6 separate regions of the Mus musculus genome follow, and all the other regions are linked to region 1. Evidence: chromatin loops called from intact Hi-C (ENCODE). Cell type or tissue: left cerebral cortex. All regions are shown on one strand. Region 1 overlaps Dyrk2 (dual-specificity tyrosine-(Y)-phosphorylation regulated kinase 2). Region 2 overlaps Gm33677 (predicted gene, 33677). Region 3 overlaps Gm33439 (a long non-coding RNA gene). Region 4 has its middle 5.0 kb from the start of Gm33677. Region 5 has its middle 36 kb from the start of Gm33624. Region 6 holds the start of Cand1 (cullin associated and neddylation disassociated 1).

Evidence for each region. Hi-C counts contacts between places; a loop is a spot of excess contacts. Peaks named below come from ENCODE experiments on the same cell type or tissue, not always from the same donor. Only the 100,000 strongest peaks of a DNase experiment are listed, where the experiment ranks them.
Region 2: it touches region 1 in a loop (2.3-fold over the local background); 3 of 42 quality-filtered maps call a loop at or near these places.
Region 3: it touches region 1 in a loop (2.2-fold over the local background); 5 of 42 quality-filtered maps call a loop at or near these places.
Region 4: a loop joins it to region 1, with 2.7 times the contacts of the local background. A loop is called at or near these places in 13 of 42 quality-filtered maps.
Region 5: it touches region 1 in a loop (2.1-fold over the local background); 3 of 42 quality-filtered maps call a loop at or near these places.
Region 6: it touches region 1 in a loop (4-fold over the local background); 9 of 42 quality-filtered maps call a loop at or near these places.

What each region holds. Positions count from the first base shown.
Region 1 is chr10:118,862,332-118,867,331 of GRCm38, forward strand. The region is part of intron 2 of Dyrk2 (dual-specificity tyrosine-(Y)-phosphorylation regulated kinase 2); the gene reads right to left. Among named protein-coding and RNA genes, the nearest start is that of Dyrk2, 4.1 kb to the right of the region's middle. In left cerebral cortex, no CTCF peak of the experiment used is centred here; DNase peaks (open chromatin) are centred at 723, 1,487, 2,832, 3,273 and 1 more place; H3K4me3 peaks cover 906 bases.
Region 2 is chr10:119,024,215-119,029,214 of GRCm38, forward strand. Gm33677 (predicted gene, 33677) reads right to left here. Exons shown (of 4, transcript NR_152787.1): 4 at 4,076-5,000. Among named protein-coding and RNA genes, the nearest start is that of Gm33624, 19 kb to the left of the region's middle. In left cerebral cortex, CTCF peaks have their summits at 2,120 and 2,319; DNase peaks (open chromatin) are centred at 1,689, 2,255 and 3,217; H3K27ac peaks cover 1,986 bases.
Region 3 is chr10:118,779,305-118,784,304 of GRCm38, forward strand. The region is part of intron 1 of Gm33439 (a long non-coding RNA gene); the gene reads left to right. Among named protein-coding and RNA genes, the nearest start is that of Gm33481, 11 kb to the right of the region's middle. In left cerebral cortex, a CTCF peak has its summit at 2,073; DNase peaks (open chromatin) are centred at 1,989, 2,728 and 3,243.
Region 4 is chr10:119,052,954-119,057,953 of GRCm38, forward strand. No RefSeq gene overlaps it. Among named protein-coding and RNA genes, the nearest start is that of Gm33677, 5.0 kb to the left of the region's middle. In left cerebral cortex, no CTCF peak of the experiment used is centred here; a DNase peak (open chromatin) is centred at 2,478.
Region 5 is chr10:118,968,710-118,973,709 of GRCm38, forward strand. No RefSeq gene overlaps it. Among named protein-coding and RNA genes, the nearest start is that of Gm33624, 36 kb to the right of the region's middle. In left cerebral cortex, no CTCF peak of the experiment used is centred here; a DNase peak (open chromatin) is centred at 1,938.
Region 6 is chr10:119,235,765-119,240,764 of GRCm38, forward strand. It overlaps Cand1 (cullin associated and neddylation disassociated 1), which reads right to left and starts at 4,291. Exons shown (of 15, transcript NM_027994.1): 1 at 3,877-4,291. The coding sequence starts at 3,944. In left cerebral cortex, no CTCF peak of the experiment used is centred here; DNase peaks (open chromatin) are centred at 2,479, 3,424, 4,442 and 4,770; H3K4me3 peaks cover 2,663 bases; H3K27ac peaks cover 1,889 bases.

The DNA of each region.
Region 1 (5,000 bases):
CTTTAGATGATTCTTGCCAGGTATTTGCTCAAAGCAAAGGAAACAGTAACTAAGACGAATACAAAGTAGCAGTTTCTATTTCTGGCACACATGTCATCCCAGAATAGTCTCATCTAAACAAAACTTGACAGGGCAAAGGAAGAGCCCTCCGTTTCCCATCCTGAATCGGCTTGGGATTTCCTTCGAGCAGCCTGCTGGTGGATTCTCACTTGATACCTCAAAGAATCAACTTGTCACCATAATCTACCCCACTCTTTCAGTGTTAGTAAGGGACAGGCTACAAAGTGCTGGGAACTGTGCCCACTGGAGATTTACAGTAAATAGGATGAGTCCTAGTTCCTCAGCGCTAAGTCCTCTGTTTTGGGTTATTCATACTCCTGAAAGAACAGACGCACTCTGTAGGGTGGCACGGGAATTCAAGAAACGGTTTGGGAGCAGCTGGATTATAGAATGGAATCACACGATCTTCATTGTTTTGTTTTGTTTTGTTTTGTTTTTGAACTGACAAACAGCAAGCATAATGACCATCTATGGAGTGAGACTCTGCTTACTTGCTTACTTCCTTCTAAAACAGAAGGAAGCCAGCACTCGCGACTATGACTTTACAGAATCAAGAATTTTATTCCTCAGAGAGACTTTCAGCAGATTTCTCTTATGGAACCCGCAGATGATGCTCCATGCATCCAAGGCGACTGTATGTTCTACTAAGGGAGGTGCTATCTTTTTCGACTTCAAAAGCAAGGCAGACCACAAAATGCACCAGAAAAGCTTTGCACAGATAAAAAGGCAACACAGGCTTGTTTGTCCTTCCCTTCCTTTCCCCGGGTTCTTAAGACCCCAGAGTTAGCCAAGAACTTGCTAACAAGTGCTAGCCTTAGGGTGGGGGAAACCAGTGCTGGCACTGCCTGCCTCTGAAGTGCTGGGTGCTGCCCTGCTCCACTGTGCCCCAGTCTACGCACTGCATTTCTTCCAAAGCTCCATTCATCTCTGAGCCCTCTTTCCTCTGCAGTCTTTAAAACACCAGGAATGAAAAGGACTCAGGATTTGAAATCTGTCTCTTCAGGGCCAGAGGGGGACTCCTTCAGGTCTACCCCCACCGCCGCCATCCAGATCGATACTCTACGACTCGAGAGCCACATGAAGGATAAAAATCAACCTTGGGATTTGTAAAGGTTCCTAAAATGCTACCACCATAAAAGTTTTTGAGCATCAAGATTTTACTCCGGCTTATGTTATTATAATGACTTTTTGTATAATCCAAAAACCAAAACATTCTAATATTTTAGTGGCCAGAAGTGAAAGAGGTTGCCCATCAATTGGTCCACCATGTCTCTCTCCAGCTGTCTGCTCTCAGCATCCTTTTGCAGGATCTGCTATGTCCCTTTGCTGACAGGTGGGTGCAAGCTTCCGTTCTCTTGCCGTTTCACTCCAATAATTTCCTAGGCAGTGCTGAGCACAGCTGGCATGTCCGGAGCGCCTCTCGTTGGCTGGAGCCTACCAGGTCTCCTCTTGCAGACATGCCTATCCATCCCTGCCTCCTGGACTCCAGCCCTTTCCGCTCAGCTACTAATGAGTTTCTGCTCCCACGAGCAACTCAAACAAACTCCTAACTTTTCTTTATAGAGCCAAATGTTTTCTTGTTATCGTAATCCCAACTTTAAAACAAACAAATAAGCACCGACGACGACGACGAAAACAAAAAACAAAACAAAACAAAACAAACAAACAAACAAAATCCCTTCTCTTTCCAAATAATCACTCTGGCTGAATCCCTGGGAGTCCCTGACAGTGTACACCTGCGACCCTCCTCTGCCTCTGCACCCTTCCCACTCCCGGGAAGCCTCCTGTGTCCAACCCCTCACACCCTTTCTAAGAGTTACATCTGGCCGTACACTGCTTGTTTTCACTGGGACAACTGAGGTGGCTATGCAGGCCCAGACGCACCCTGCTTCATAGCCTAAACTCTTCAAATCCTTCTCCATAGTCTTTTCTAGAGTTGGCATGCACACGCTGTCTGTCTGACACTGCCCTTGCTTTTCTTGTGGCCCACGGCTACATCCCACCACCAGAGCCAATGCCTGCAGTAAGAACGCATCTGGCCTGAGCTCTTCCAAGTCTGATCTATCCATCTCAGAGGAACAAGGCTGAACTCCCAAGACCCAGGGATCCTGTGCATTTTCACACCCTCTCTTGTTGATGGAAACAGTTTTCTAAGAGCCCAGAGATTTTCACCCGTCAAGTGAGTGCAGTGCCCACAGTTACTGTGTGACCCTGGGCTGTTTACTTAATCTCTCAGAACTGCAGTGTCCTTGTGTATAAAAAGGTCCCAAGCTACCTCATTAGGGATATTAGGGAGATTAGAGGGGTTACACGTGGAAAGTGTTGGGTATAGTCCTGAGCAGTGCCAGCTATGACCACAGCCCTTTTCAGACTTGGAATCGCCTTCTTACCAATGTTCATATGATAAACTCCTATTCATTCTTCAAAACCCAGGGCTCTCATGTCCTCTGATTATTCAATTCCCCCTCCCCCCACCCCACACCTACAGTACCATTCACAGCTTCATTTCACTCTGGTTTGACAAAAAAAAAATCACACCTATATATCCAGCTGCTGAGAAATTACAGGAGAGGGTCACCTCTAATTTTTAAGCCCTCGACAACATAAACTCAGGTCCACAGTGGGAATTTAATGAATACCTCCCGGCTAGAAGCGCGCACATCAAGAAATGTCTCTCAGAGTCATTCTTCAGCGATGGTGTTTGCATCTTCAAAAGAAAACATGAAGTCAACACTGAGGGAGTTGGGAAATATCCCAAGAGGCCCAAGTCACAAGATCTCGCTGTGCCTCCGAGGCAAAGGACAGCTGGTTAAAAAGTACCTGAGGTAGACATCTTAACAACACCCCAGAGCCTTACACATTCCAGGAGTTAAAGATATTTACTTGAAGTTTCCAGGAAGAAGAAGAAGCCTGAAATCCCAACCAAAATCAAATGCACAAAACTGACACATGGAGGACTAGGGGGAGGGGCACCCAGAAAGGCCAGACAAGCCAGGACCAGATCATAAACATAAGAACACTGAAAACTCTTCACTCTCACCTCAGCCTCTTGAAGTCAGCGACCATGGGTTGGCCCTATTTGCTAAAATACTACAATGGGTCACATTCAAGAATACAAGCTGACACTAACTAAAGGTGATGGTCCAACTCCCCAGAAATGCATGCATTAACGTGGAGAGACCCATAAAGCCCTCCTGGGAACATGCAATGTTTTAGTATTGAAAATTCTATCCGACAACAAAGGCTAAGAAGTCTGCCACTTCATCACCCTCTCGCGATACCAAAATGGCAAGCAACAGATGCTCCTCGTGCTAAGACTTCTGGGAGTTTTAAAGCCTCCCCAAATCATCTTAGAAATGATGTGTGCTGTTATGGGAAGAAAACCGTGGAGGTTAAAAAATAAAATCACTGATGAATAATTTAAGCATTAAAAGTTATAAGGATATATACCAATATCTTGGAATCTATAGAAATTAAAAGTTTTCAAAAATTTTATCATCGCCCATATATTATTATTATTTTTTAAAGCCAATGAGAATTGAGATATTTATTGGTTTTACTTTTAGGACAAGCTGACCCAAACTAAATTGCTCTAGTATACAATAAACGTCATACAAAAAAAAGAAAGCAAACTACCATGGGAAATTCCAAAGTTCATAATCCTGTCATGTGTTTAAGGGAGAAAGGGCCCCCCTGCTCTGCTCATTTTTCTTCCTGCCCTTTCTTTCTCCCTCTGCCATTCCTCCACAGTTCCTCCCAGGGGTAACTGCTCCAGAAACAAACACATAAACACTTTTGAAAATGTGGAATATTGGGACTCTGGATCTGTAAAGGTTCTAGTATTTATAATTAAGCTAATACTGGTTCCCAGAACTAGTAGTCCCAAATAGTACATTAAACGAAGACTCGGGAGGGTGTGTGACTCGGCAATACACATCAGAGTTGCCTCTGGACTCCTGACAGCTCAGTTAACCTGTGGAGTCTGCCTCCTCAGGTAAACACACAGAGGAGCCAGATCAACTCTGTGCTCCTTAATGCCTGATCTGGGAAACCTGCAATGTTACACAAACCAAGTCGAAAGTAACATTTGAAATACAAAGCTTCACTTTCAAAACGGAGCATCCAAGGATGCAGAGTAGCCGAAGTTCACCCTTCAACTACAAACAGCCATGTCACACACAGGTCACAAAGCACAGGCGTCTATCCCGAAATCGCCTTCATGGCCTTTCCTCTCTGATGCCACACAGGCTATTCTGCTAGTGACAACTTCTCCTTCACCCGGTTCCATGACATATTTCAACCGCAAAGAAGTTCTGATCAGGCTAAGGCCATCCTTACAAAAACTGGGAAACCAGAGGCAAACTGAATTATTTCTTTTCCAGTTCACACCATGTAACATGAGCACACCAACACATGGGGGAGGGGGAGCTGGGGGGAGGGGGATGGACGCTGTATTTTCCAAACTGTCAGATGATTCAAAACCAGCCAAAACCACAAAAAATCCAAACCTCTAAAACCAATGGCTGTTCCTTTGTAGGATGCCCTTGTGGCAATCACATCCCTACTAACTGCAGGCTCTCTTTCCCAGCAACAGTACAACCCAGATGAGTTAATTCTGTGTATGTCCAGCCCCTAGGATAGACCCACAAGAAAAACAGAGAGAATAACAAAACATGTCTATGAGATTATCTACCTCTCTTATATGTCTCCATTACAAACAACTAAAGTCCACCTTCTTCTCATCTCCTGTGATAAGCAAGTTTCAGTCACACATGATTCCCCACCCCCCTCCCCCAGAGATGCTCCCTGCAGGCCACAAACCATGGGTGGGTGCTCTCAACCAACTTTCACTTGGTAACAAAATCCTATGCCCTGCAAGCAACCTCACATAGAAACCATCCTAGGTTGCTCACGCTCCCAGAGAGCCTTTGGGAAAGAGA
Region 2 (5,000 bases), 160 kb after region 1:
TGCAGAAGAATGCTACTCTTGGCCTTAAAACAAAAGAAAGCAAGTGTGGGGAATTTTGAGAGCACTGAAAATGAGTTCTGGAGACAGTAAGATTTCTCTAATAAATCAATCAAAGATGTTTTAGAAATCTGCAGCGTGGGACACACCACTAGAAATCGTGGGGACGGTGGTGACTCCTGACTGCACCTTGGCACTTTCGAGCCTGGAGTGGTAGAGATGTGCAATCCCGTGTGAGGCATGTCTTCCCCCGCCTAAGGAGATAATAACCTGGGGAGTTAGGAAAGGCACATACACTGCCTGATAAAAAACAAGTCGGATGATTATAAGAGCTATAAGGAGAGTAATAAATTATGACTGACAAGCAGCACGTCCCATAAAGGAAGTGTAATTCACAATGCACTTTGAACCTTTGATAGGAGGAGGTGTGAGGGAGTCACCTCAAGCAGAGAAACGTCACGCACAGAAGCCGGAAATGGCAGGCTGCAGCACGTGTTCAAAGCACGTGGACCTCTCTTGCTTCTGCCTATTCAAAGTTCACCCTCTATTCTCCTGGTGATAAGAACAATATTCCTTTAGGAAATTCTACCTGGTTTTCATGTCTTGCTTCTAAAATCAAATACAGCCTGTTTGTTGGCCATGCCCTGACCTGTATCACTGGATGAAGTCACTCGTTTAGAGTTGAGCACCGGGCTCAGGTCAGCCTGAGCAGTAACACACATTGCAGTTGATTCCCCACCATCTTGTGCTTCTCCACTGGAGTCCTTCTCTTTCCAAGAAAGTGGCAAAGCCTGGGTTTTCATGTGATTCTGTAACTAGAGTGGCTGTCAGGAAGACAGGCCAGAGCATCGCCCAGTGGCTCTTGTCTTGATACAGCGACAACACATTTGCATTTGGCTTACCCTGTCCAAATCACTTTCTGACGCCCGTAACAACAAGAATCACACCACACAGCTGAGAGCAGCCCGGAGAGAACCTTGACACATCGTCAACACATTTATTCTGTAACCAAGAAAGAGGGTCACAGGAGACTTTAGGAAAGTGGTGGGTTTGGACATGGCCTAACAGACACACTGCTGTAGGCAGGGAGACCAGTGAGAGAGGGTCACAAATCAACCCCAGCGGTGAGAACTGTCAGCGTTTCGTTATGAGGTCCAGAGACTACACCGCTGTCCTTTCTGAAGCTTGCTGTGCAATAAGCCCTGGGCTAAGCTCCTCACACCCAGTCACTCGCTTGCTACTCACGCAACAATAAATAAGATCCTCTTATTCATATTAACATTTACTTCATTCCATAAAGAAATCCCATTTTGTAGAAGCTGTAATTAGGTGTTAGCAGGTTAATAAATTCCCAATACTCCACAACCAGCCAAATAACATAACAGAACTAAGATAAAATAGACAGCAAGCCATTTCCAAGTGTCTGTGATATATATATATGTATATATGTGTGTGTGTATATACAACATATGTATATATTATGCATATCTACTTTGTTTTGCTTATAGGTATATATATGCATACTATATGTATGGCTGGTGCCCAAGGAAGGCAGAAGAGAGTATCAGGTCCCCTGAAACTGGAGTAATAGAGGCGTATGAGTCACCATTTAGGTGCCGAGAATCTAACCTGGTTCCTCTGCAAGAGCAATGAGAGACAGACACTATTCTTAAACAGGGCAGTTGCCAGCACCACAGACTTCCACATGCTCTCCCATGTGTGCCCGTCCCACCTCCCCCTCTGGAATGCCTGTGTGTAGAGTTCATTCTTTGGTTTAGAGAACGTCGGAGAATATTGTTTCTAGAGCACCCCACCACCACCATTGTACAGTACTTACGTAACAGAAGGGGACATTGATGCTCTGGACCAGGAACAGAACCTTAAAGGCAGGTAGATTTGGAATAAATAAGCCTTAGAGAAAACTATTCAGAAAAATGTCCCATCTCCATGGTGTTGGCAGAGGGTCACACAGTGTGGGTGAGGGAGGAAGAGAACAGAGAAAAACCCTTAACAAAAGCCCCACGTCTCCTTCGGAACGCAGATCTCTATGCAAATGTCCAAAAGCGCACCCATGCGCACTTCCATAAATGACCACTGCCTGCCCTGTTTCAGCCAGTCCTCAGATACAGGGAGATGAAGTCAGGCCTCCCAAGAACTGTCACCGTGGAGTCCCTTCTCTCTGCCAGACCTTCCCACAGCCCCAGATGGTCTAGTTTCTCCTTCCCTGTCGCTTCCTGAGGGTGTGGGAGAAAGAAACGAATTAGAAGAGAAGCAACTAGCAAAAGAATTTTCCAGGACTAGCCCAGCAGGGCAGGTGCCAAACAGACCCAGGGTGGTGCGTGGCAGAAATGGCTTGGTGCCTGTGCTTCCTTGGTGCCCAACTTCTCCTGGTAGTGTCACCAAACTGCAGCTTACCACAGTCTCTGATTCTCCTGGAGAGTCTGTCTACAAAACACTGCATGGGAACAAATGATCCATCAGACCCTCCTGGGTGACACAGGGGATTGTGCTAATGGTAGCATTTCCAGGAAAGAACTTCACACGGGGGCAAATCCATGCTTTACCGGTCATTCACTAATTTGTTTATTAAATATCAATTGAGAAACTGTAACATGGCAGTTCTCAACCATGCTGATGCTGTGACCCCTTGATACAGTTCCTCATGTCGTGGTGATTCCCAACCATAAAATTATTTTTGTTGCTACCTCTTACCTATAATTTTACTGCTGTTGTGAGTCGTAATGTAGATATCAGATATGTAGGATACCTGATACGCAATCCCCAAAGGGGTCACAACCCACAGGTTGTAATGTGCCTGAGGCTTTTCTTGGTAGTGTGGGTAGGGTACCAGACTGCTAGCTCCTGGTGAGAATGATGAGCAATAAACAAATCAATAACCATAGAATTAGTGACTGAGAGAGAACAGGGGGGAGGCAGAAGAAAAAGGGTCGGAGGAGGAGTGGGGAGGAAAAGGAAAGATAAATCTCATTAAAGGTAGGGAGAGAGTAGGAGGCACTGACAGGAAGAAGTGAATATCAAGCCAAAGCTCAAGGAAGAGGAAGGAGGAGGAGGAACCGTCTTCAGTATGGTGAGGCTAAGCCCACCCACATGGCTGGTGGAGAGAGTCAGAGAGATGCCAGAGAGTCAGAGGGAGCAGCAGTCAACAAGACTGTATCTATGTCCTTTCTTTAGGATGCTGGCAAGCCACAGAAGGGTTTTGCATGGCAGTGTGAGCTGAGGTGTGGGCTGTACTTTAGAAAATGCTTGAGGCAAAAGCAAAGGAAGAAAACAAGAGAAGCAGGACCAGTTAGTGCAGGCAGCAGAGGGTGGCCAGGCCCCAGGAGATGGTCACAGGAGTGTGGAGGAGGCAGAGGACTTGAGATATATTTGGAATTCAGAGCCCTTCCTCTCACTTCGCAGCTGTACAGTGGACACTCTGGGGGCTGTGCTCTTTGTGCGCTCGTGTCTGGGTTCTGCCTCACAGCGGTGATGGACAGCTCCCAGGGGCTGCAGCCCTCTCCTGGGTTTCTCCCATCTGGAAGATGTCTTCTTGTCCACAGATAAGCATGGTCTGGAGTGCCAGCTGGAGGAATCTGTTTCAGGAGGAACGACCAACAGTGGGGCACTGGTGTTGGAGGGACATGTGTCCCAGGGCCCTGTCATGGAGATAAGGGTTCTAAAACTATTCTAGATACAGTCCCTGGCATTGCTTACTGTTTGTCCTTCTCAATGGACATTTAAATTTACTATCTGACTTCCACTACCACAAAAGTCTCAGACACGTCATAGTGTTTCCCTCTCCCCGCACCCTCCCTGACTTGGCCTAATCGATTGCTTACCTCTCTATTGTGAGGAAACTGTCTTTCTCCCATGGCTGGTAAAGGAAATGCCAGAATCTTCATATAACAGTCTCTTCTTTTCTGTCATGAATTGGTCGATTTATAACAAGGAACAAGCTTTCCCCTCAGCTCCTCTCAAACAGTCATTACCCAACTGCACTTGGAAGATTAGCCTGGCTTATGGAAAGTCAACTGGAGAATAATTGTACAGTAAAAGGAAGACACTTAGAGATCTCTTTCGGGAAAGCAATCAAGGTTTAATCTCAAACTACATAGATGGCTCCGTAATGGACCAGAATAGATGCCAATGGTTTCATAGACGGTAAATAGACAAGGATATGTCTGGGTGATAATTCAACAAAAGGGTCCACGCTTAAGTGAATTTGGCGAGAATCCCCTAAAGTGCTGCTGGATCCTGTATGTTCTTTGTTAGAAGTGACTATAGATTAAAGAGATGTGAGACAAGTGTAAGGCAGAAGACTTCTTTAAGTCAAAATAGACATTTTAGTAACTGGGCTTTGAATACATCCTCCCTCCTCTGACATCATCTAACATTTGACAGCTGTGAATAAATATGACATAAGCCAATGGAAATGCTTAATAATATAGGAACCGAAAGAATACAGGGGAAGCTGAGGCATCCTAGCTTCAGCTCCTCTGACAGTCCAGCCCCCATCCTGTCCCCCTTCTTCCTGACACCCTGCACCTACAGTATCTCACAGCCCAGGCAGGCTTGTTACTGACACCCTAGGGGCTATCCAGGCAGGGTTTAACCCTGGGTTGTGAGGTTGCATCTCTGTGCACCTGGGTAAACTTCAGTATGAATGGCTATGGGATGGGAGTGATTCACCCTAACAGGGTTATTCCAGGGTTAAGTGGGCTAACAAAAGCAGAAGTAGGGCCACCACTCAGGAAAACACCATTTGTCTATTATCTCTACCTCGCCAAAGAAGCATCAGACAGCTAGAGGCCAAGAAAGAAAAAGAAGAGGGTGGGGCATGACACCCGGGGAAGGGTGTCCTGGAGTAACTAAACCTTTGCTGTCTGAATAAGGCTGCTGGTCAAGCAGTGTACCCAATGGGCTGGCCAGCTGGCCTCAGTTTGGAAGGGCAGGAGCTAATAACTCTACCTGTTAATACACTGGGAGTACCGCCCCTGCCTCAG
Region 3 (5,000 bases), 83 kb before region 1:
CACATATTTTCTGAGTATTCTAAATCCATAGTCTGTTCATCTCCATGGGGCTCAGATTGCAGCTCCAACTTCTCCCAGTTCCATCCCCTCTGTGTCTCACCGGGGTCTCTCCCAAGGTGAGATCACAAAGGCAAGAGGACACTCACTAGCCATTTTTGTAGCTACTATGTTTAAGTAATAATGGATTTTAGGTCACTGGGGAACCTAGTAATTATTTACCATTCTAAGCATTAAAGTAAAATTTGTTGCCTTTTGATGATTGGATCTAAACTCAACTGTATCAGGGGGTAAGGGGGGGGGGGATCAGGAATTAAGTCTTTCCCAGCTCTCTGATATCATTTCTCTCACATCAGATCATACCCTCCTAGTAATTTCTTACATTTTAAAGGAATACTTTAAAATATGGTTGTTTATAGTATAGGATACCATATCTAAAATACTACAATGCCATGATACACATGTTTATAAAGAATTTTCCTTAGTACAAGGAGATAGGAATGGATCAAAACACCCATGGAAGGAGTTACAGAGACACAGTTTGGAGCTGAGACGAAAGGATGGACCATCTAGAGACTGCCATATCCGGGGATCCATCCCATAATCAACCTCCAATTGCTGACACCATTGCACATACTATCAAGATTTTGCTGAAAGGACCCAGATATAGCTGTCTTTTGTGAGACTATGCCGGGGCCTAGCAAACACAGAAGTGGATGCTCACAGTCAGTTATTGGAGGGATCACAGGGCCCCCAATGGAGGAGCTAGAGAAAGTAACCAAGGAGCTAAAGGGATCTGCAACCCTATAGGTGGGACAACACTATGAACTACCCAGTACCCCCCCCCCCCCCCAGAGCTCATGTCTCTAGCTGCATATGTATCAGAAGATGGCCTAGTCGGCCATCAGTGGAAAGAGAGCCCCATTGGTTGTGCAAACTTTATCTGCCTCAGTACAGGGGAATGCCAGGGCCAAGGAGTGGGAGTGGGTGGGTGGGGGAGTGGGTGGGGGAGTGGGTGGGTGGGGGACTTTTGGGATAGCACTGGAAATGTAAATGAAATAAATACCTAAAAAAATGGAGAAAAAAAAGAATTTTCCTGTGAAAATTTTATGCTGCCACAATAGCTCATTCTTTATCCAGGTGACTTCAGTCCCTACATATGAAACCATCCTCCCTCTAGAATAAGACTTCAATTCCCAGGTGTTGTCAACAGTGCCTCACCTGTGGTTGAGGACCATGGGAAGGGATGCTGTTGCTAAGCAACACGGGAGCGTTGCTACTCATGTGAGGAACTCTTGATGCCTCTGGGAGAACATCAAGAGTTAAATCTTTTACTCAAATCTACAAAATAAAAACTTCCAAATTTGATTTTCCTTTGATTCTCTAAAATCCAAGTTGTCCACAACACTGAGGAAAATGCTTAGAACTGATGTCAGAGATTTTCACTAGTGTTGTCCAGGTAACATGCAGAGTGTCACTTCTCAACGATCAGTGAATATTTCACAAATCCTTGCACATTCCTCGTTATTTAATCCACTCGGCAATTCCCCATTCTGCAGATGCATAAACTAAGGCTTAGGGTTAAGAAGTGTCTTTTTTGTCTTGAGCTGTTGTAAAATATTATGGCAAAAGCAGCTTATGGGACAAAAGTCTTATTGTGGCTTGTGGTCAGGCACGGATGGTCGTGGACAGGAAGTTGAGGCCATAGGAGCCTGAAGTACCTGGTCACACACATTTACAACCTGGAAACAGAGAGGACACGTGTGCTCAGCTCACTCTCCCCATCGGAGACAGTGTAGAGTCCCCTGCTTAAGGGAAGGCCCTGCCCACAATTATGATGCTTCTTCCTGCATCAACTAAGGTAATCGAGAACGTCTCCCACAAGCATAGCTAGAGGCCCATCTCCTCCACAACCCCATGTTCCGCCAATTTGACAGCTCACACCAACCATCACACAAGGCTTGTCCACCTCTACCTGCTAAAGCTGGACCAGATCTGGATGTATATTGGAGCCCAAATATGCCTAATTCCAGAGTCTATCCTTTAAGGCCACCTAGCTCCCCTAGTGTTGACATCAGAATACAACTGAGCTGTACATCTGCAACAGTCTTACTTAGTTGTCTATAGGAACAAAAAGATAGCAATAATTGAGAGAAACCGCTTATATCTTGAGACCCATTGTGTATAATTTTGGCAGTTTATTAAAATATGTAAGTATTACAAACATATTACATTTTACATGTGTATTTAACATACTTTTTTTTCCGTGTTACAGGTTCGGGTTTTTGTCAAATTTTAATGTTGCCCTTGGTGTCTGTCCTTGGGAAGGTTGCTTCCGGCATCCAGCCGCTTTCATTTTTCTTACGCGTGATGGTGGCAACAATGGAATTTATTCCACTAGCTGGTTATTGTGGCAATTAAAGGAGATAATTCTCTGAAGTGTGATAAAATTATAAATAATTTTACCAGCTGGTACCAGAGTTATACTAAGAGACGAAACTGTGTAGGAAGCTAATTTGCAGGCTGTTTGGGCTGGGTTTGGGAAGCAGGCATGGAACAAAGTGAGCTAACGATGGGAATGATAAACTTGTGCGCCGGGCACAAGGAGCAATATGCGCAGCCTGAGGGAAGCAGAGACAGGAAAAGAGGAAAAGGAATAGGAAGGGAGAGAAGAGAGCAGAGCTTGCAGCAAATAGGTGTCCACAGAAGAAATTCCAGGAGAGTGGAGACCAGAGAATTTCAGCCCAGCCACGGGCGTCTGTCATCCACCCACTCTTGGCTCTTCTGTCTTTCTGTGGCACGCAGCCTCTGCACTGCTCCAGAAAAATATGTTACAGCATCAGTGAGTGGCTGTTAGAGGAAGAACAAAGGAAGGGGCGGGCCGTCTCCAGATCTGTGTTGGTATAAATCAGAGGGCAGCAGCGCAGCAGCCACGGGTGAAGGAGTGAGATAAATACATAAGTGTCCCATAACACACAGAACTCTGAGGAGGACCTTATCCATCTCAATCACATCTTAAAGATTATCTTGATTACGTACTTATCCATTCAATCAACATTAATTGAGTGTTTACTACGTCCCAGGATAGCTTACATCAGTGAGCTTAAGTCAATCTTTCTGTTCCTGAACTGTACTTTTTGGTTTGGCAATATAGCAAGGGCAGAGGAAGGACAGACAAGAAGTGAGGAGAGAATGAGCAATATAGCTACGGGTAGCAGAGTGTGCAGCATGAGTCTTTCAGTGTTGCCGACATGGGTGGACGTGAGGCGCTAACTTAGGAGGCCAGACAGGGCTTTGCTCCGAAGCTCTCTTGATCCAAAGACAGTAAGAAGAAGGCAGGTGCTATTTGATGGAGAGTATAGCATCAGTCAGCACCCTGACAGGCAGACAGACGCAGAGGTGGGAGACAGCATAAATAAACAAGATGGGACTCTTTCCCTTTGCCTTCAGCCGGGACAAGGACCTAGCAGATGTCCATCTCGCCACCTGAGGGCTTTCCAACTGACCTGCCAGGACCGTGGCTGTGAGCCAATCTGCCCACTTTTCTTTGTCTAACCTGACCAATCAGAAATGATGGGAGGAGGCTGCATCCTAGTCCACTTGAAACCCCTAGCTCACCCGGGTGGGGTGGGGTGGGGTGGGGGTAGGGGAATGAATTTCGGCTTCTGGGTCCTCTAGTTTTGTGTATGTGTGTGTGTAGTGGTGTTGTGGTGTGTGTGTGTTCATTTTTAGTTGCTGAGAAAATGAACCAACCGTATCAAGACCACTAGACAGGTAACACAGATAATTTGTTGATATTGGGTGATTTATTCCAACAGAGAGACAGCAGGACTGAGTATGAGCAGGAAACCAGATGACAGAGGGCTAGGGAGAAAGAGGTTCCCTTGGGGCTTTGGGACAATCTAATACCAGGAAGTAGCTGGCCTGAAAAAATGGTGAGTTTCTCCTCTAATCCTAGGCACTTAGGGGTCAGGAAGCAAGGTGACCGCAGAGCTGTGCCTTTCTGAGGCCATCAGGACCCATCTCTCCCAGGCTTCTGTCCTGGCTTCGGCTGCTTGGCCTGTAATCTCTGTGGTTGTTTTGTTTGTAGTCATATTTGCAGGCTTATCCCTCCAACCATCTTCTATCCTCACATGACCTTCTCGGTCTCATTACAAGAGCTTCCCTGGGGAATGTCAGTCCTGCCCAAATTTTCTCCGTAATAGGGATAGCAGTGAGATTGAATTGAATTAGGACCCATCCCAATGGTTTCCTTTATATTTGATTCTCTCTCTAAAGACTATTTCCAGCTATTACCACTTTCTGATGAACGCTCTGCGGTCCTGAAACTCACCGTGTAGACCAGGCTAGCCCCAAACTCTGCCTGCCTCCACCTCCCTAGTGCTAACATTAAATGCATGTGTCACCACACTTGGCCTCTAAATTCCAAGTCTTTATGAAACTCACAAACTCCATAGCCCAGAACCTGCAGTAGTCTTTACTTTCATCTCCCACCAGCCCCTCCTGACCCACTTACTCCATCCACCTGCCTGTTGCTCTCAACCATGCCAAGGAGAGCCCCGCTACCCTAGACCCTCCTTATGTGCATGGCTTCTCTCCAGAAAGCCTGTGTTCCACAGTCTGGCTAGGCTAGGTCTCTGTTACCACACAGGCTTGGTCTTCAATACCTTCCTGACACACATATGCCTTCTTCAAGAACTTTTGGATGGGGATAGCATGAGGACAAGATGTAGCTATGAGTGACTCCCAGTTTCAAAGGCGGATCCTTCAGGATTTGCCACCAGAGGGTTTAGAATTAATAAGGCTTACAAGATTAGGATTTTAGTGGTTGTGCCCAGCGACTGAGTCACCGTTGTTTCTGAACTAAGTTTGTGTTGTGTTTTCCTTCATGTAGTGGCTCATCCAGGTTCAAGAGGGAATGGTACGATGACGGCAAAACGTGGGTTTACCTGATGAGCACCACAAAGGTCGTGGTAACAACCTGCCAGTAGGAACCTAGCGCA
Region 4 (5,000 bases), 190 kb after region 1:
TAGATGTTTCCAGAGCCTGCTTTCCACCTCTGGAAAGGGAAGGCTGGTCTTTGACCCTCTGAGGGTAGCAAGAATGAAGAAATCTAGCAGTAGGAGGGGAGTGGAGTCCTGTGGGAAAGGAAGACGTCAATGCCTAGCCTGGCAAATAGTATATCCAAATGACAACCAAAAGGATTGGATTCCAGGCTTAGTGAGAGACCTTGTCTTGAGAGAGAGAGAGAGAGAAAGAGAGAGAGAGCACAATAGAAGACAACTTTTGTGTGTGGATTGGTGGATTGCTGCCCTCGACACACATATGAACGGGGGAGGGGCACACATGTGCACATATGAGCACTCCAATAAAAAAACAGAGATGAAAGGACACAACAAAAAGAAACACACATACCTTAGTAAATACTCAAGGATTCTGCAAAGATGCTTGCTAAGTGAGTTGGGATCCAGGGGTGCCACGGGGGAGCCCGTGGCAGAGCAGCGCTGTGTACCTATCAACCATTCCCTCGTTTGATCTTTACAACGACTCAGTGGAATCTCTGGGCACGGCATGGACAAGGGAGCATTTGGGGTGCTTCTGACCTTGACCATTTGGCTGTACTATCTCACGACCCCACATGCTTAAGAGAGAACAAACAAGAGACACATCCTTGAATATCCTATTGCCTGAACTATAGCTGTCCTTCCGACACGTTCTATTTTGAAGAACTAGGAGAGCGACATTTTTCAACTGGAACTTGAAAATCTTCAAAAAGCTAGGTGCATTTCCCCTATTCTGTGTGCTAAAATAAAATAAAAAAAAAAAACAGAAATCTATGAATAGGAGTGGTTTAAGACTGTGTTTCTAAGTCGGGTAGTGGTGATACACACCTTTAATCTCAGCACTTGGGAGGCAGAGGCAGGCAGATTTCTGAATTTGATGTCAGCCTGGTCTACAAAGTAAATTCCAGGACAGCCAGGGCTACACAGAGGAATCCTGTCTCAAAACAACAACAATAAAAACAAAAAAAACAAACAAACAAACAAACAAAAAAAAAAAAAAAAACCCAAAACCTGTGTTTCTGAAGTTGGCTAATACGCTTATTTAACGCATATTTATGCGTGGTAAATTCTCCTTGTCCAATCAAATAAAAACTTGAGACTTAGGAATGATCTCTTGAGGAACCGCCAACGGCCTTGCTTGGGACTTAACTCCCTTTGAGGACATAAGGGTGACATTAGTTACTTTTTCACTCAGTACCGTGACGAGATGAATGACTGACAGACAGATGCCGCTTTACGGAAGGAACAATTTCTTTTGGCTCGGTTTCCGGGCATTTCAATCCATCATAGCCCAGAAGGCATGGTAGGGTGGCTCTCTCTGAGGCAAGGGGAACATGGAGAAAGTTCTGTTCACGGGCATCCAGGAGGAAGACGGCAGAACCTGAATCACTGGCTGGGCGGAACCTTCAAAGGCCACTCCCACCCCTGATGGGACCTGCCTCTACCACCCAAGCCCCACCTCCTAATAGCTGCACTCTCTCTCCAAATAGCGTTGCTGTCTGGGAGCACGCTTTCAAAACAAGAGCCTGTGCAGGCTTTTCAAATTCTAACCTTAACAGGAGACCCAAACCTTATCCTTATAGGGAATTGACCTCTGCTCCTTCCTCGGGGAACCCCAAGAAATCCTGAGGTGCAGTTGCCTGTGAAGAGATTTAAGAATGAACGGTTAAACCCTTTATTGGCGATCAAGTCCTCCCCTATCCAGGGGGGGTTGCTGGACAATTCCCTTTCCATCCTGTTATGACTGGTTTTGATGATCATCAACTGGACAGGCTCTAGAACCGCGGTGGAGACTAGCCTCTAGGCATGCTTGTGAGGGATTCTCTAGACCAGGTGAAGTGAGAAGGGAAGGCCCACCCTAAAAGTGTGTGGCACCATTCTCTTAGCTGGAGTATCAGACTGAATAAAAAAGGGAAAGCCAGCTGAGCAGCAGCCATCTTGCCCTTTGCTCCCTAACTGCAGACACAATCCTGGCAGCTTCGCGGCCATGATTGACTGTCCCCCTCGTACTGTGGGGTTAGACAAGCCCTTCCTTCCTCACGACCCTTTGGTCAACGGTATTTTTCATCACAGCAACGAAAAAAATCACTAAGATAGCAGACCATAAACAAGGACAGAAGTTCTCCTATGACCCCCTAAGACAATACAGCTGACCCCTCGTTTCAATACCGTTAATGTAACACAATGAATGATCTAAGCAAATTGACAGAGTCTCGAGGTTAGTCTGATTTTAGGAGGCTCAGGGTGTTTTCAAATTAGGACCTCCAATTCAGCTTTCCCTGTGCCTGTAAAGCAACAGATTTCTGCACCATTTAAAAGAAGAAAAAAAAAGTTAGTGTGCGCTGCCAACAGCTGGCTGACAACCCCAAGCACTGGGTAAGCTGGCGCGGTTCCAGATTTTGCATAAGGAGTTCATTTTGGGTTAGTCAAAAAGAGGGAAGGAGTTGGCCCAGATCCTGTTGCACAAATTCAGGAACAAGGAGTTGTGATTCTCTTTAGAAATCGCTGGAAGGTGGCTCTCAGGTCTATTTGCCAAAGCACAGTTGGATGTCCATTTGTTTCCCTGTTAGACGCAAGAAGCTCAGAAGTGCCGTCCGCTGAAGCTCCGTACACCGTCCAGGATTCCCCTCTGACAAGCCACCAGCTGATGCAGCTGTGAAACTCCATGAGGCTAATTCCTTCTCTCTCTAACTTTCTTATAAAGATCTATTGTTTCTGCAGAGCCAGTTACTAAGCTTCTTTTTCTTCCGTCTCATAAATCTGATTCTTCTTAGCCCGAGGCTCCATTTACGGTAAAGGATTCACCTAGTCTGTTAGAGGATGAAAAGCGCTTACGTCCATAAGACATAAGCTTCCTGTTTCAAAACGGAAATCGCCGTTTCCTACTTTCAGAGTGACGCGTAAATTAATGTCGTCGCCATTGTTGTTGTTTGTTGCTGTTGTTATTGTTGTTGTTGTTGTTGTTACTAAGACAATGCAGAAAGATGTAAGGGACATAAAACTTTAACCAAAATCTCACTCCTAGGGAAAACTAAGAACCACTAATATTTAAATCTGTTTTCAGACTTTTAAGTTTTATCTTAGAAAAAAATGATTTAAATTGTTTAGCAATCTAAATTTTTTCTAAGTATAAAGTTGGATATTTTCCCATAGAGTGTGATTTCTCAGCATCCCTGATTTTGAAAAGTGGAGAGATAGGATGCATAATCATGTCCTGGATTAGCTAAACTACTATGATTGTCTACTATGAATAATTTTGAAATGAATCCCTGTTGTATATTTGTCAAGTTATCTCTTGTATTAATAATCACCTTGTGTGCATTTGTTAGGGGCGGGGGTGGTGTATGTACAATATTTGTGTGTGCAAGTTCAAGCACTCATCTACTATGGTATACAGTGGAGTTCTGAGGACAACTTTGGGTATCAGCCCTCACCTTCCACTTTGTTTGAGACGTGGTCTCTTGTCTGTCATGGCATACCCAAGGTTAACTGGTCCCTGGGCGCCTGGGCCTGCTTCACTTCCTAATTCACCCTACAAGTGTTGGGATTGCAGGTGCACACTGCCACATCTGGCTGCCGCGGAGTTCTGGGGATCTAAAGTCAGGTCCTCGGGCTTGCCATGCAGGTGCTCCCCCAGGGAGCCCCTCCCCAGGGCAATCCTCGTGATCAATGTCTATGCTCAGACCTTGCTTGATGAAGTCATGCCCGTGCTTTCAAGACCTTCCTTGCCCATGACCAGAAAAACTCTGTTTGTTTACAGACTCCCTAGCTTTGTCCAAGAGCACGTTCCCTTGCTGTTCTTGTAAAAAACAACTTCCCTTTTTTTGTTTGATTGTTTGTGTCCACTTGAAAGTCAAAATATTGTTTCATTTCTTCTGATTACTGACAAGGTTGAACATGTTTTCAAACTCTGTGTGTGTGTGTGTGTGTGTGTGTGTGTGTGTGTGTGTGTTCTTTTTAGTGTATTGTCTCTCACTCCATTTTTCAATGGGGGGTGGGGTACTTATATTTTTCTCCAGATCTCACCACACACAAAGACAACACCATCCAGACTGTGTCTCAAAGAACTTTACTGCCCCGGGAGATGTTAATAGGCATGCTGAGAGAGAGAGCGAGTCCCATGGTCAGATTTAACACATCATTTCCCTAAACTTAATTGACCATCAAAACTGGTTTTTTATCACAGAACACCCATTAGCATCTTTCAGCACGCTGGTGTTCTGAGCAGTAACATTTGAGAAAATGTGGGTACTAACACTTTATTGGTTACACGCGTGGACTGTCCTTCTCGTTTCTCTTCTTTTCCACCCAACGTTTCTTCGTCGAGTTTTCGTTTTCGTCTCTGAAGCTCTTGAGCATTTCCTTTTGCAGTATTGTGGCAGTCGGGACCCTGAGCTCACATTTATTTGCTTTGGATCCTGGTGCTGCTGGCCATTGGCTGGGACTGTTGGAAAATTAACCTTTTCCTGCCTCTGTGTCATCCTCCAGAAGATGGGAGAGCCGTGGTTGACAGTCTGTCACATGATTGGTCGCACTGAAGGTGGTGGCCATTCACCCTCTAGATGATATAGAAAGTCTCTGTTCCTGCTCACATTTTCTTTGTTGATTCTGATCTTGGCTATGAAATAAAGACTTTATGTTTCTTCTCTGGTGCTCAGCCAAAATTTTTCAACATTGTCTATTGATTCGTGTTCCTATTATATTATGTTATATTATATTTTTCTAGATTAATTTGTCTTCTCAGTGTGTCCTGAAACCAAGATGCCTTCGTTCTTACTCATTTTTATTTACCTGAATCATAGCTGACTCTCCTCTTGTGAAGGCCCCCGCCCCCAAGTCATTTGGTAGGGCTAAGGAACCCAGAGTGGTAGCCAGGGTTCTTTGCTGAAGCAAATGGCAAATAGCAATCATGCAGATCTTGATGTCACCCTTTTGTGCTCTCTTCAAACCCACATGCTAGTGAGGCT
Region 5 (5,000 bases), 110 kb after region 1:
GAGAAGGGTGAAGAGTGAATAGGCTCATATACTTGAATGCTTGGTCCCCAGTTAGTGGAACAGTTTGGGAAGGATTAGAAGGCGTGGTCTTGGTGGAGGAGGTGTGTCACTGGGTGGGTGGGCTTTGAGGTTTCAAAAGCTCACATTATTCCAGTTCTCCCTCTCCCTCTCCCTCTCCCTCTCTCTCTATCACCTTGTGAGCATTGTCTCAACATGTAAGCTCTCAGCTATGGCTCTAGTACCATGCCTTCCTGCTGCTGCCATGCTTCTTGCTATAAGGGTAATGAACTTACCCTTGGAAATTGTAGGCATTATCCCAATTAAATGCTTGATTTTATAAGTTCCTTTGAAATGTGTCTCTTTACAGCAACAGACTAAGATAGTCAGAGTACATGACCATGACGGTGAGATATGTGACAGTTAGCAGACAGGCACAGCATTGAGCCAGTGGGTAAGAACACATATCTTACGATACAACCTCAAGGCAGAAAGTCAACTAGGAATGACTGGAGTTTTGAAACCTCAAATCCTGCCCTTAGTGACACACCTCCTCCAAGACCACGCCTTCTGCTCCTTCCCAAAAGTTCCACCAACTAGAGACCAAGTATTCAAATATATGCGCTTATAGGAAAATTCTCATTCATACCCACAGTCTCATAAAACATGTCTTTGAACTGTCTATCTTGGGCTGAAACAGAAGCATGCCTGTGTTAGCTCCTCTCATCTTTTGGGGGTAGCTTCCAAGTACCTCTTGCTTTCAGGCTGTGGGCATATGAGTGCTGAACTCCTGGTGATCAAGGACGCCCCTTGGGCACTGCTAGCAGCTGTGTGAGTGTCTATCCCACATTTTCACATTGAGTGCCTAACACACTCTGAGTGACAATGTCTGGAGGTGAGGACTTCACGGTAGTTAGCTTTTGATGAGTTCACAAGAGTGAGGGCCCCTTGGCAGAGTGAGCATCTTTTTAAGACAAGAGGAAGGAGGCCCTCTCTCTTTCCACCACTTCTTCTTTGCCATGTAATGATACACAGAGAAGGCAGATTTCTGAAAGTCTAGGGGAGAGGACTCACTACTGACCTAGACCTTGATCTTGAGGCTTCTGTCTCCAGGATCGTCTCCTATCTAATCTACCCTAATTAAAACAGGGAGGTACCAAAAGATACACAGTTGTGCTCTGAGAGGAAGCAGTGTCCTGCACTCTAACGTGGTGTTTAGGAAACCTACAGATAAAATGCCCATGACATTCATGGATAGAGTTAGAGAGTGCGATCAGGTGATAGCCTTATTGAAGCAGAGCCTAAAAGATATCCAAGGCATGGATGCAAATGAATTCACCTCAGCACAACCTGGCAAAAACCTACACTTCTTGACACTGTTCTATCCTGTGTTCTGATTGGCTATTTATCTTGTAGGTGTGACTTGCCAGCACAAGTGTTATGCACAGTAATAAACCATATATATGAAAGTACCATAATCAACTGAACCAGTTTCCAGTTGTTGGATACTGTAATTGCTTTCAGATTACAAACAATGCTCAAGGGCACACACACACACACACACCCCACACTGCATCTTTGTACATACATATATTTGTTCGCAGGGACATTTCCTACCATTTGAGTCAAAGGCATTTACATATATATTATGTATATGCCTCACATATGTAATTTAGTTATATTTATAATTTATATATTTATAATTTATTCATGTATACTTATACATATATATGAGCTTTTAATGTTCTTGGTAGTGAAAAGGTGTTCTCTGGCCGCTTTTCCATTTCTACTCTGACAGAAACACATGGAAGCCCGTTGTTTTCAGCAGGATGCATTTTTACATTGGTGTAATGCTTGCCAATTTAAGCTAAAAGGGACTTTTGTTCTAACTTGCATAATTGTCGAGCCTTGAGAGCAGTCGGGTATTTTTGTTTGCTTAAAAGGCTTTTCTAGGCCCTCCTCTGTAAATTGCTCATTTGCATCTGTCGCTAGGTTTTTCTCCCCATTGTATCTCAGGTCTTTCTTATTAAGGAAATTCACCTCTTCTCATGGTTCTTCTGGAAACAACGCCCTGTGTGACGCTTGCCTTTGCGGACTTCCTCTGTGACCGGATTTAGAATCTTCAAGAGGCAAAAAAAAAAAAAAAAATCCCAAAGTGGGACAGTCCCAGCCCCACACTTGCCAAGTTCTCGAATGCACTTGAAGATCTATGGGCAGATCCACATCCCCAATTGCTGTCACCCTGTGGGCATCGGGCCCCCAAGCGTCCTGGCAGAGGCTGCTACCCATCACCGGTGCCTCTGTGCATGTGGTCTCCCATATCCTGTCCATGTCAGGTCCAAGCACAGAAGCCTGGAACCCTCCTCTAGCCTGTGTCTCTCCCCTTCCATGAGGGCCAGGAGTCTGCCCTAAGCTCGTCCATGCTCAAACTTCCTTTCCTCTCCTTGGAGCTGCCTGGACCTACTGTAGCAATTGCGGCTCATCTTCCTTTCCCTCCCGAGGGCTGTGGTATCAGGGGCTGTTTTTAGCCAGCTTCTCTTTTCTGCTTCATTTACACCCTGATCTCTGTGCTAAATCTAAGGTCTTCTGGTGTCCAGACATTTTTTACTATTAGCTCTTCCCTGGATTTCTCTACATCTCAATCATATTATTCAAATAAACCCAATATACCTTTCCTTTTATAAGCCTACATTTAAAGAGCAGCCAGATGGCTGTATTTCTGTTCCTCTATGTAGCCAGTCTCGTTTCTAATATACCACTTTTTTATCCCGTAGGGAAAATGCTTCCTACGAAGTGATCAGTAGTCTCTATTTTCATCCACCTGTCTCCAATCCCAGTGCTGATGCAGGCGGGAAGATCCTAGTTTTAAGTGGAAGTCACGTACCCCCTAGCCGTCTCCAGGGAACCTGGTTATGGAGGTGTGCCTGCCCTCTGAGCCACTTGCTCAGCTTTGGGATTGGGAATTAATTAGTTGAGTTGCTTCTCCATGTCCAGCAAAGCTGGTGATATGTGTGCCGTGTAATAAGAGCCCAACTTACTTGTCATTCATGAAATCAGCACCCATGGGTGGGAGAAGATTCTGCACGGCTCCTGAATTGGAAGCTGGGTGTGAAGCGGTGTAATATATTGCACACCGAGAGTTGATTAGAGGTTGTGGAATGTTAACGTGAACACGAACCCTAGAGACCAGCCCTGTGAGTCCAAAATGTCTGGTGTTCTTTGTGCACCTCTTTCATTCTGGATGTTGCTCAAAACATGACAAGAACTCACAGTGGGGTGTGCTAACCGATTGCCAGTTACCTCTGACTCTAGTCAGCAGCTCAGCCTAACCTGGAACTTGGAAGAAATACAGAATTACAGAATCCAAACATGACTCTTAAGTTGGTGGTGGTGGTGTGGTTTGGTTTGGTTTGGTTTGGTTTGGTTTCTCAAGACAGGGTTTCTCTGCTTAGCCCTGGCTGTCCTGGAACTCACTGTATAGACCCAGGCTGGCCTTGAACTCAGAAATCCACCTGCTTCTGCCACTCAAGCGCTGAGGTTAAGGTGTGTGCCACAATCCCCAGCCTCTAAACCTACCCTTTAACAAGACTTCTGAAAGATTTAGTTTGTACATTAAAGTTTGATAGGCCACATAAAAACTAACTTTTCAGCCCTCAAAGGGAAACATGCACGACACCGGCGAAATTTACTAAATCTGGAGGCGGAGGCTTCATCTGCTTCGCCTGATACACAGGATTCTTTCCTTGGTGTTTAGCCTTCCCTGTTTGCTTTAGTTCAATGCACAGGTGCAGTGTTTTTGCAAAGGAGCCACAAAGCTCATTTCAAATGAGATGCTTCAAACAGCCTAAGATTTTTTTTTTTGTAATCTTTCCAACAGAAAGAAGTAGGTGTGAGTTGATAGATGCTCAGTTCCCCTGATCTGCTCACACAGTGGACGTGTTTCAAAATGGCGCTCTGTACCTCACAAACATTTACAATCACAGTGTCCATTTACGTGTTAATAAAAATTAACAAGAGGAAGTTCAGAATTGGTCCTTAAGGGCCTTCCAAAGACTTGGCTGAAACTGGATGAAGATTTCCAATCCAGTTTCCAGCAGTTTGGTTGCCCAAGACTGGCCCCAAGGGATAGCTGCCCTGGGGCCAGGAAAACAGATGAACCTGAGGAGACACTAACAGGCAGGAGTGAAGGCAACCCAGCTGCCTTCTGGTCATAGCTCCTTTCCTCCCTCTCAGAGAAACGGTGGGAGAGACTGGGCAATCAGAAGAATCCCACTCATATAGTTTTGGTCATTAATGACAAGCTGGAAAACAGAAAATAAGAATTCTCCACCAAATTCTTCCTTATATTTAACAACAACAACAACAAGTACCTAAGATGCCGGGCAGTGGTGGCGCATGCCTTTAATCCCAGCATGTGGGAGGCAGAGGCAGGTGGATTTCTGAGTTTGAGGCCAGCCTGGTCTACAGAGTGAGTTCCAGGACAGCCAGGGCTACACAGAGAAACCCTGTCTCAAAAAACCAAAAAAAGAGGTACCTAAGAACCAAAACTGAAGACTGAAGAGATAGAAAACCCAAGTTGATTCGGAGTCAATAGAAAAAGTTACCCAAATGATAAAACCCCTAGAAGTACCCTGGTCTCAGATATTTCATAAGGAAATCCTTAAAGCTTTTGAGAAATCAATAACTGCAACACTATTTAACGTCCCCCAGAACACAGCAAGAGGGAGAGGGGCTATGAAGAGAAAGACTTTTCCTGCCAAGTCGAGAGAATGCTTAGACAAACATCTGACCCAGATAACACCCAGACAGAGAACACAAAGACTGCTCATGAATATGGACGGGGAAATCCTAAGTGCAGTCTTCACAGCTATAATTGGGGAGTGTATTAAAGAACATTACACTTAACCAAGTGACAATTCCAGAACATAAGGGTGGCTGTCCTAAGCCGCATGTTGATATAATTTATAAATCATATGTAGTACATTAATAAATAGGTTATGTTA
Region 6 (5,000 bases), 370 kb after region 1:
ATGAAAATGCGTTGTCACAACCAGTATAATCAGTGCGCTTATAAGCCAAGTACCGAGCTTATCCATACCCGAGCTTCCACTGTTTTATCTACAGAATCAGATGATGGCCAACTCTATCGGCCCATTTGTATCCTGGGTTCTTGAACAAACTCCCAATGGTCTACAGACCTACATAACTAGTTTCTATGGACACATCGACTCTAGCTTCTATGGAGGAGTGGTGTCTGAGAAGTAATGAGAGCTGCTCCAAAGCACGCTGACAATGAGGGATGACTTATCTTCTAGAGGTTCACCTGAATTAGCACTCATTATTTTAAAACATCCTTTCCCCAAATCAAAGCAAGTACAGGTGCTATCCACCTTAGACACGGGACACACAAATGTCACCTCGTTCACTGGGTCCCTTTGCTTCATTTAGTCACAACATCAGCAATAGCTTTCAGAACACTAAAATTAAATAGATTTTTTCTTCTTTCTTCCTTTCTTTTCTTGTTTTTTCTTTTGTTTTGCTTTGGTTTTTTGTTTTTTCAAGACAGGTGTATTAGTCAGGGTTCTCTAGAGTCACAGAACTTATGGATAGTTTCTAGATAGTAAAGGAATTTATTGATGACTTACAGTCGGCAGCCCAATTCCCAACAATGGTTCAGTCGCAGCTGTGAATGGAAGTCCAAGGATCTAGCAGTTACTCAGTCTCACGCAGCAAGCAGGCGAAGGAGCAAGAGCTAGAGCTAGACTCCCTTCTTCCAATGTCCTTATATTGTCTCCAGCAGAAGGTGTAGCTCAGATTAAAGGTGTGTTCCACCACACCTTTAATCCCAGATGAAAGGTGTAGCCCAGATTAAAGGTGTGTTCCTTAAACTCGGAGATTCAATCTTCTGGAATCCATAGCCACTATGGCTCAAGATCTTCAAACCAAGATCCAGATCAGGATCTCCAAGCCTCCAGATAAGGGTCACTGGTGAGCCTTCCAATTCTGAATTGTAGTTCATTCCAAATATAGTCAAGTTGACAACCAGGAATAGCCACTACAACAGGGTTTCTCTTTGTAGCCCTGGCTGTCCTGGAACTCACTCTGCAGACCAGGCTGGCCTCGAACTCAGAAATCTGCCTGCCTCTGCCTCCCAAGTGCTGGGATTAAAGGCATGCCCAACTAATAGATTTTTTTCAATTAAATGATTTAAATTCCACAAAAATATCTTTTAAAATCCTAAAGTTTATGCTTAAGTTTGTTTACCTTTTCTGTCTTAGTGAACAACACCGTTACCAAAAAAGACCTATACTCAAGATTTTATAACTACACATAATGCAAACCTCTTATAAGTAAAAATATAATCTCAAGTTAAATAGATTCCCCAGGACCTCCCAATTTACAGCAGAGTCATAAAGGTTTGTACCAGGCCAACTCCTCTGTATTTCACCATGAGAATAGTCTTTCTTCCTTCTGGAAACATTGTCTTTCCTTACAAGCATGTCCAAGCTTTTGACATTGTGGCATGACATTGCCACTTACAGAGTTCATCCAAGAAAACCACACACGTCAAAAAATATCCTAGCCTCACAACTTTGTGCTGGGCCACACTAACAGCCATTCTGGGGCCATGGGTGCCTGTCCCCAGTACTTTATACATATTAGATATCACATAATGCTACTTATACTTAAGTCTGTCTACAAATCTTCTGTCAATTTCAAAGCATTTAACCACAAATCAGAACTAAACTTCTAATGGCTTTTAAAAATGATGTGCCTATATAATGAAAATATTAAAAAGCTCAAATGCGCTACTTTATTTACTCTTCAAAAATGTTTAATATTTAATGTACAGAGTGCTCCCATCCCAAAGAGTTAGATGGCTGAAATGTAATTTACCTTGCCTGCATGCATGTCTGTGTGAGGTGTTGGATTTCCCTGGGACTGGAGCTACAGGCAGGTGTGAGCTGCCATCTGGGTGCTGGGTATTGAATGGGGTCCTTTGGAAGAGCAGTCAGTGCTCTTAACCTCTGAGCCATCACTCCAGCCCTTTATAAAAAATGTAATAATGTTAAGTTCAGGGAAGTTACTGTTACTAAAGATAACATTCACCAAATTCTAGAAAGGTGGCATAGTTTTGGCAGTGCCTTGGCTCACTCTAAGGTAGAAATCCCCGTAATTTGGCATCAAGGCATCCTTATTTCTTTCATAGTATTTTCAAAACAAAAGAAAAACCCAGGTGTACACTTTTTTTTTTAAATGGGAAATTACTTCAGTCAATAGTTGTATATACAGTGTCACCACATGAAATAATTGTAGTCTTTCAAAAACAATCCAAGAGTCTGTAATTAACAAAACTGCCTCCAAGCAAAAGTTAAATGGAATCAGAGGGGAAACTCAGCACTGCTACAGGAAGACGGGGAAGACACCCCCAGGGAGTGACACCCACACCTTATACAACCGAGAGCTTACAATCCTGGCTGTTTCATTCATTCATTGACAACGTCAACTGTGAGTGAGTGAGCAAGGATCCAGAAGGAACCAGGCTCTCCCTCGTCCTCAGCAGTCTAAGTGCAACCCCCTCCACCTTCACCTGGAGATCCAACCCAAGCTTCAAAGTGCTCCCGACAAACACGCCACTCTCTCCCCACATCATCCTCAGGGGAAACTTTTTTAAAAATGGAAATGTAAGACTCAGAAACTCCATAGGTAGGTAGGTATACATACATATATATCAAATTCTTGGTGGTTTGGAGTCAGAGAAACGACCCTGTATGTAGTTCACTGCGCACTTATGACTTTACCTAGGAACAAAGGCATTATTTTCCCCGGAGTTCCCCTTTCACCAGTGGGAAAATTGCTTCAGATAGGATTTGGACAAACCTTCAGGTGTTAAGAGTTCACAGAACAAAAACCAAGCTCCTAGACTAATTTTAACCAAAGATTACTTGTTCTTTAGTCTAAATGCACACAAAACTGTACTATGGCCCAAGGCATTACAGAGGAAAACTTAGGTATCAAAAAAATAGCCTTTTTTCTTTTGACAGAGGGCTTATTTGTGAAGGATTAGGCGTGGTGTGTGTGTTAACAATCAGTGTAGCATGAAAAAAACAGACGAGGCGACTGTGTGAAAATATAACACCTTCGATATGCACGGGACTAAGAACCAATGGTCCAGGTCTTGCAGAACACAACTCTATGATTAAGCTTCATGGCTCACCAGCCTCTCTTTTCAAGATTGGTTTGCTTGGCAATCCAGCCCTCTGGCCATGACTCTGTATAGGGATGTGAGACCGAAACCCCAAGATCCTGCGTGGCTTTCACTCGGCCGGAGAAAAGTGACAGGGATGCTGGCGGGAAAACCCTGCAGGCCAAGTTTCCCCCCCACCAAGCCGGGCTCCCCTCCCCCTTCTGGCCACCTTCGCCAAAGAGAAGGATCCAAAGAGAAAGTATACAATCCAATCAGCGAAGGCCTCGGAGAAAGTTGATCGTGGCACCCATTTCCCATCCGCGGGAAAAAGCCAGGCGGCGGCTGAGTGGCTGGAGAGCGGCAGCTTGTCCCCCAGCGCCGGGATGGCCTGGCGCCTCGGGAGGGCCGGGGACTAGGCCCGGCCACCCGCCCGCCCGGGAAAAACTCCTTCCCTCCCGCGCAGCCCGTGCCTTCGGGCCCGGGCGCTACCTGGGACGCGTCCCTGGGGGTGGACAAAGGATGCGCCAGGGACGCCGGGACGCGGACCAGCCCCGGGCGGCCAGAGCGGACAACGGCCTAGCGGGGAGATGGGGGAGGGGGTGGCTGGAGACCCGCCGGACCGAGGGGTGGGGCAGGGCCTGTCGCGAGGCCCGGGCGGCGGCCGCCCTCCACCTCTCCCCCACCCCGAGGTGGGGCGAGGGTCGGATTTCAGCCTCACCTGAAGTCCTTGTCGCTGGATGTCATTTTCTCCAGCAAGTTGGAGATGTGGTACGAAGCGCTCGCCATGTTGCCGGCCTCGATCCCGCCTGCTGGCTCAGTGGCTGCTGGGCCCCGCGGCCGGGGCTCCTCCTCTCCTTGGCGGCGGCGCCCGCTTCCAGGGTCGCACCGCGACGCGGACTGGGGAAGGCGCTCCGACGCGACGTCCAGTCCCCGGCCAGACGGGGATGGGGAGGGGAATGGCTGCCCCGGGGGGGAGGTAGGGGAGGCCGAGAGTGAGTGACGGGGACGGCCTAACGACGGCGCTGCTCGCGGGGCGCCGAGCTCATGGGCGGCGGGACGGACGGCTTGGGCCTCGCCGGGAAGCCAGACACTTGCGTTCGGGCCGCCTCGCTCCCACTCCCTCCGCACTCGCTCCCTAGGGCAAGAGGCCAAAGCCCGCCTCCTTCGCTAGGAGGGCGGGGGCGGCCGACGCAGGGCGCTGCGGGGAGGCGGGGTCGGAGGTCACCGGGGCTGCCCGGCGCACTCTGCGCAGTCGCGGTTTACAGGGACGCTCCCGTTGGCCCGGCCGGCTGTCTGTCTTCGCACGGGCCGCCTTTCGGGCGGAATGGCAACGCCTCGAGGGGCTCTTCTCGCGAGACCTTAAAGCGACGGTTAAAGGACGGGCAGTGAGCGTCCAAGGCCGGAGTTCTGCAAACGCTCCTTGCTCCTCCCTGCGACATTAAGAAGGAAGGTCTATGCGTTTGAAAGCGCGTGGGGCTTGTGGGTGATGATGCTAAGAGCTGGCCTGGAGGCCAAGGGGTGCAATGGAAAAATGAGCTCTCTTTCCGAACGGTACGCGTGGCCGAAACTGTCCCCTAACAACCATGCTGTATGGTTGCCACGTGAGAACTACGACTCCCACAATTCAATTGGGGACACACGAAGGACGTGATTGGCTCTTTGAACCTGGAGTTTCTTTATTGGTTCCCGTGGTCGGAGAGAATGCTGGGATTTGCAGGCAGGCAACGCGGGTTATGCTAAATAAAATCTTTCCATCGGCGTGTGCTGTTTCTAAAGTGTCTGTTTCCCTGAAAACATCGCCCACTCCCACCCCCACCCCCGTCCTCATGTTGTTTTGGGCAA